2 separate regions of the Homo sapiens genome follow, and region 1 is linked to region 2. Evidence: read pairs that join two places in POLR2A ChIA-PET (ENCODE). Cell type or tissue: PC-3. All regions are shown on one strand. Region 1 overlaps IQCJ-SCHIP1 (IQCJ-SCHIP1 readthrough). Region 2 overlaps RARRES1 (retinoic acid receptor responder 1).

Region 1 (2,500 bases), 1.1 Mb before region 2:
ATGGTAAACTTAACTGTGGTCTAAAATGAAGGTGGAGAATGCTGTTGTTAATGGGCGACATCACTAATGCATCATAGCACTCTTATTCCCACAGCCCAGACACACCTTCGGCGTCCTTTTCAACATATCATTTCATCCCCCCAAGGTGTCAACTATAAGTTCCAACACATGATGGCTACTACTGTTCCAAGGGAGAGTGTATGCCTTGGAAAGCCACGTTTCTCCCCAGTCTAAAAGCTTGAGAGAGTAACATTCTTTAAAACATACATGTCTTGAACACAGATTTGGAGGTATCCTTGAGGTAAATTACAGCTTACCAAATGTAAATAACCAAAAACACATCGATCATGAGTGCCAGCATCACTGGGAACTCTTCCGATATTTCTGAGACTCCTAACTTGGTTTAAGGTTAGGGCAGTGCAGACCACGGTAATCAAGAGAGTCTAATTTTAAATTTGTTAACTGTCCATTATGGGATGGGACAGGTCTTCTCAACATGACTCCAGCAAGATCCAGGCTTATTAATGCTCCATGGAGGGTGTCCGCAGCAAGAAGTCTTCCTGATGGGTTCAGATGATTTGGATTACACCCCCTCCTTAAGGAACTCAGAAGGAAAAGCAACATATAAAAGACTGAGAAATCCTCAGAAATCAATTAAACTTAGTTTGGCCTAGTGTCACCCAGACTTACTTGACCATGAAATCCTCCTGTCGCATGACACTCATGAAGAGCCCCTGAAATTAGGATCATTTCAATCCTCAAAGCATACCCATTTTTCAAACGAGAAATACAACTTCTAGAATCACAAAGCCACAAAATTGGCAAGGGAGATCTAAAATCAGATCTTCCGGTTCCAGCTTCAGGGCCCAATTCATAGGACTGCAGCTGAAGAGGACAGTTGGCAGTGAAGATGAGAGCTGATACCTGGGCTACACACCCACTTTACAAACAGAACATCGGGGGCTCGGCAGTATCCCTACTCGGCAAAATGTGCGGCACATGGGCCAGCTACAGCTTTCTGGGGGCTCCCCATCAGGGCTGACAGCTCATCCTGTCTTTTAAAGTCCACCACCATTGCCCTTTTCTTTTGTAGCCACTACAAAACACTACTCTGTTTACTCTCTGCTATACCCGCGAGAGGAATTCTGGCCTTTAGGGCATTTCCTGTTGCCTAGAAACCTTATAGAGCACTGGGTGCAGGAAGCTGACTCTCTGGTAGAGATTCACAGGCAGGAAGTTTATTCAGAGTGCTCTGGGGCAACACCTGTGAGGGAATACAGGCAGTAAAACAGGGCAGAGGGAGAGGCTGAATTCTGATGCAGCTGCAAACAAAAGCCTGACTGATCCAGGAGGATGCTCTGCAACGGGGCTGGGCGTTCAAAGTGGATCCAAGCCGGGTGAAAGGTCCAGGCCTTCATGTCCCAGCATCAACCTGTCTTTGGATATGGGTTGCTACTGCTCCTACCTTGGGCATCCTAGTTCTCCTCAGCCACAGGCAATCCCGAAGAGGGTCTCAGCTGAGCACTGTCAGCTGCCAACATTACCAGCAGCTGAAGAAGGAAGTCCTTCCCTCCTGGAAGCGGGTGGAGGGAGTGTTGTAGATCTGGGCTGCCTGACAACATCTTCTGCATTGCTCAGGGCGTGTTTCCCACTCAACTCTCAGGTCTGGATAGTTGTCTGTTTTCTATAGATGCTGCTAGAATCTAGAGTCTGGGCTGTGGCCTCCATTATATTAACCCTAGCTTTACTATGCTTCATATTAGTTTTATCTTGGTACCTATAAAGCTTTCCAAAAGTTTTATATTTCTCTTGTATCCTAGCAGGGTTTAAGGAAGTGATCAATAATCAATACAGATATAGAGGAAAGAGTAAGAGATTTGGAGCCTGAACTCCTAATTTTACTTCTTCTTCTTCTTTTTTTTTTGAGATAGCGTCTCACTCTGTTGCCCAGGCTGGAGTGCAGTGGTGTGATCGCTCCTCAGTGCAGCCTCGAACTCCTGGCCTCAAGTGATCCTCCCACCTCAGCCTCCTGAGTAGCTGGGACCACAGGAGCACATCACACATGGCAAATTTTTAAAACTTTTGTAGAGACGGGGTCTCCCCAGGTTGCCCAGGCTGGTCTCAGACTCCTGGGCTTAGGAGATCCTCCTGCCTCCTGGGCTCAAGAGATCCTTCCTAAGTGCTGGGGTTACAGGTGTGAGCTACTGCACTCAGCAATCACAGAACTGCCACTTATGGACGTATACAATTACAAACATCACTTAATTTCTGTGAATCTTAGTTTCATGATTTACAATACGGGAATTTTAAAAAGCCCTATTTTACCCAAGCTCCAGTGTTACTGTGAGAATAATAAGATGGTGAATTGAAAATGCTTTGTAAAGTAAAAAAAAACTAGAGCCAGTGTTTCACAATAGTGAGTACAAAATAGATAGCTGCTATGGTTTGAATATGGTCAGCTCCCTCCAAAACTCATGTTGAAGCTTGGTCCCCAACGTAA
Region 2 (2,500 bases):
CAAAGCAAACAGCATAGCATCTTCTGATTATGACACTACTGTCTGCTTCTCATAGGACCCTTGTGATTACATTGTGCCCACAGGAATAATCCAGGATAATCCCATCTCAAGATCCTTAATCACATTGGCAAAATCCTTTTTGCCATGTAAAATAACATAGTCACAGATGCCAGGGATTAGGCAGTGGACATCTTCGGGCAAGGGCTGTGGGGGGGCATTATTCAGCCTACCACACCCCGTGTCCAGGCTGGCTGTGAGCTCCTGCAAATATTTACCATTCTGCCCGACATATGCCGGTACCCAGAAAATGCAGCTCTTGCTCCCACCTCCTGTCTTGCTGACCTCTGCAGCCTTGCTAACCTCACATGTGAACCCACCTGCCCTCTCCTCTCTAGCTCAGTACTCGACCATAGGCTGCTTTGTCAAAGCTCCTGAACAGCCAATTTTCTTTCCACTCTGCCCATGTGCTTGCCTATCCCAAACGAGACGGTCAGCTTCTACAGGGCGCAAGGTATTATATCATGTCTCTATCTCCTTCATTGCACTAGCACATGGCCTGCTAGAGACAAATATTAGATATTTGTTAAATTAAATGAAGGTAGCTGGAAGGGTGCTGAAATCACTGAGGCACCTGGAACAGGGAGACAGGCCAGGACCCAGCCCATTCCCATTGCTCCCAGCAGGAGAAAAGGAGACCTGAAGCCTCATGTCCTGCTCTCAACCAGCCTTTTCTGATTATCCCCACCTGAGGCCAGAGGGGACCTGGAGGGGGCAGCTGCCTCTGGCCACTTCCACTCGCTTCCTACCCCAAATCAAGAACGTGGGACCCAGGGTTGGCTGAGAGAGAGGACACACAGTATTCTGGCTTTCCTCTCCATTGCTACTTAGCCTGAGAAAGCAAAGCATTCGCACGCAAAGAGCTCCTTGGGCCCCACTGCCTGGGCCTGATCAGAAGGTAACTGACTTCTGTTCCATAAACTGTATTTGCTTTATCTGGCCTTGCCCGAGAGAAGGAAAATGCAATAAAATGATTCCAGGGTATAATATAATATACTGATGCTGTCTCCATCTGGAACATAAGGATAGCACAGCAATTTCTATGCACAAATGAGTTGTTTACTTATCTCCAACCAAGCCTGACTCATAAAAGTAACCTTATAAAATGACGAAGTTTGCTTTTACTGGAATAGCCTGACATTTATGTTTTCTTATCAAATGTGAATGCTGGAGGCGACATTTAGGAGCTGAGTCTGTTAGACCAGTGAGTCCCAAGATGCGTGGAGGGAGACTGGAATTACCTGTGAGCTCGTCCCCACCCACCCACTGCCAGCCTGAGAACAGGAAATTAACGTTGTCACAACCGGCACTAACACAACAGGAAGGACCAGCGCTTAGCAACCAATGACAGACACTGCAGAGAGGGGGAAAAATGGGAAGTGTTTTCTGTAGAGAAGCTTTGGGCAGAATCATGTCTTTGGAGACTCCTCCATGGGGTGGTGCACAGCGAGGTTTCTCCAGGACACCATCCCTGCTCTTTTATTTGCTCCACGTTTTTGTGGTGTTTTGAGAGAGTTTAAAGGGGATGTTAGATTTTTTTTTTTTTTTTTTGAGATGGAGTCTCACTCTGTCGCCCAGGCTGGAGTGCAGTGGCGCGATCTTGGCTCACTGCAAGCTCCACCTCCCGGGTTCAGGCCATTCTCCTGCCTCAGCCTCCCAAGTAGCTGGGACTACAGGCGCCCGCCACCACGCCCAGCTAATTTTTTGTATTTTTAGTAGAGATGGGGTTTCACCATGTTAGCCAGGATGATCTCAATCTCCTGACCTCGTGATCCGCCCACTTCGGCCTCCCAAAGTGCTGGGATTACAGGCATGAGCCACAGCGCCCGGCCAGGATTGTTTGATGTTTTAAATGTGCTCTTAGAATACATAAATACCCATTCTCTGTCCCTCATCAAGTTCCTTGGGTTCATTTCTAACACACCCAATATTTCAATGACTTTACCCAATCTTTCAAATATTGGAAAATATTTAAATATTTTAATATTTCAAATTGACTTTATGCAATTTTGGTGATTTTATGCAATATTTCAAAAAAAGTGGGTAGTGCCTAATGTAAAGATAGTGCAGACACCTACTGGAAGAAAAATCTTTGATCCATTAACATGAAAACAAAGCTTTGTGGTTTAGTATAAACAGCTTTCACTGAAAACAGGACATGACATTGTAGAGGTGCTATTAGAATGAACAGTTTTAACTTCTTGGTGCATATACAAATGTCATTATAAAACAAAGTAGTTATCCATCTAACAGGAAGCAAGGAGGGAATTTTCTTTAAAAATTATTTTAGTCCAAACTGCCTTCTTCGTGTTCCTTCTGGATACTCTTTTTTTTTTTTTTTTTTTTGAGTTTCATTCTTGTTGCCCAGGCTGGAGTGCAATTATGCCATCTCGGCTCACCCGCAAACTCCACCTCCTGGATTCAAGTGATTCTTCTGCCTCAG

Evidence for each region. Peaks named below come from ENCODE experiments on the same cell type or tissue, not always from the same donor. Only the 100,000 strongest peaks of a DNase experiment are listed, where the experiment ranks them.
Region 1: POLR2A ChIA-PET joins it to region 2 with 5 read pairs; 1 of 35 experiments calls an interaction of 5 or more read pairs at or near these places.

Annotation. Positions count from the first base shown.
Region 1 is chr3:159,813,112-159,815,611 of GRCh38, reverse strand. The region is part of intron 4 of IQCJ-SCHIP1 (IQCJ-SCHIP1 readthrough); the gene reads right to left. The region is part of intron 2 of SCHIP1 (schwannomin interacting protein 1); the gene reads right to left. All of the region lies in intron 1 of LOC101928351 (a long non-coding RNA gene), which reads left to right. Among named protein-coding and RNA genes, the nearest start is that of IQCJ-SCHIP1-AS1, 46 kb to the right of the region's middle. In PC-3, no CTCF peak of the experiment used is centred here; a DNase peak (open chromatin) is centred at 1,211; H3K4me3 peaks cover 1,107 bases; H3K27ac peaks cover 2,462 bases.
Region 2 is chr3:158,721,990-158,724,489 of GRCh38, reverse strand. The region is part of intron 1 of RARRES1 (retinoic acid receptor responder 1); the gene reads left to right. Among named protein-coding and RNA genes, the nearest start is that of RARRES1, 9.2 kb to the left of the region's middle. In PC-3, no CTCF peak of the experiment used is centred here; a DNase peak (open chromatin) is centred at 1,249; H3K4me3 peaks cover 427 bases; H3K27ac peaks cover 2,500 bases.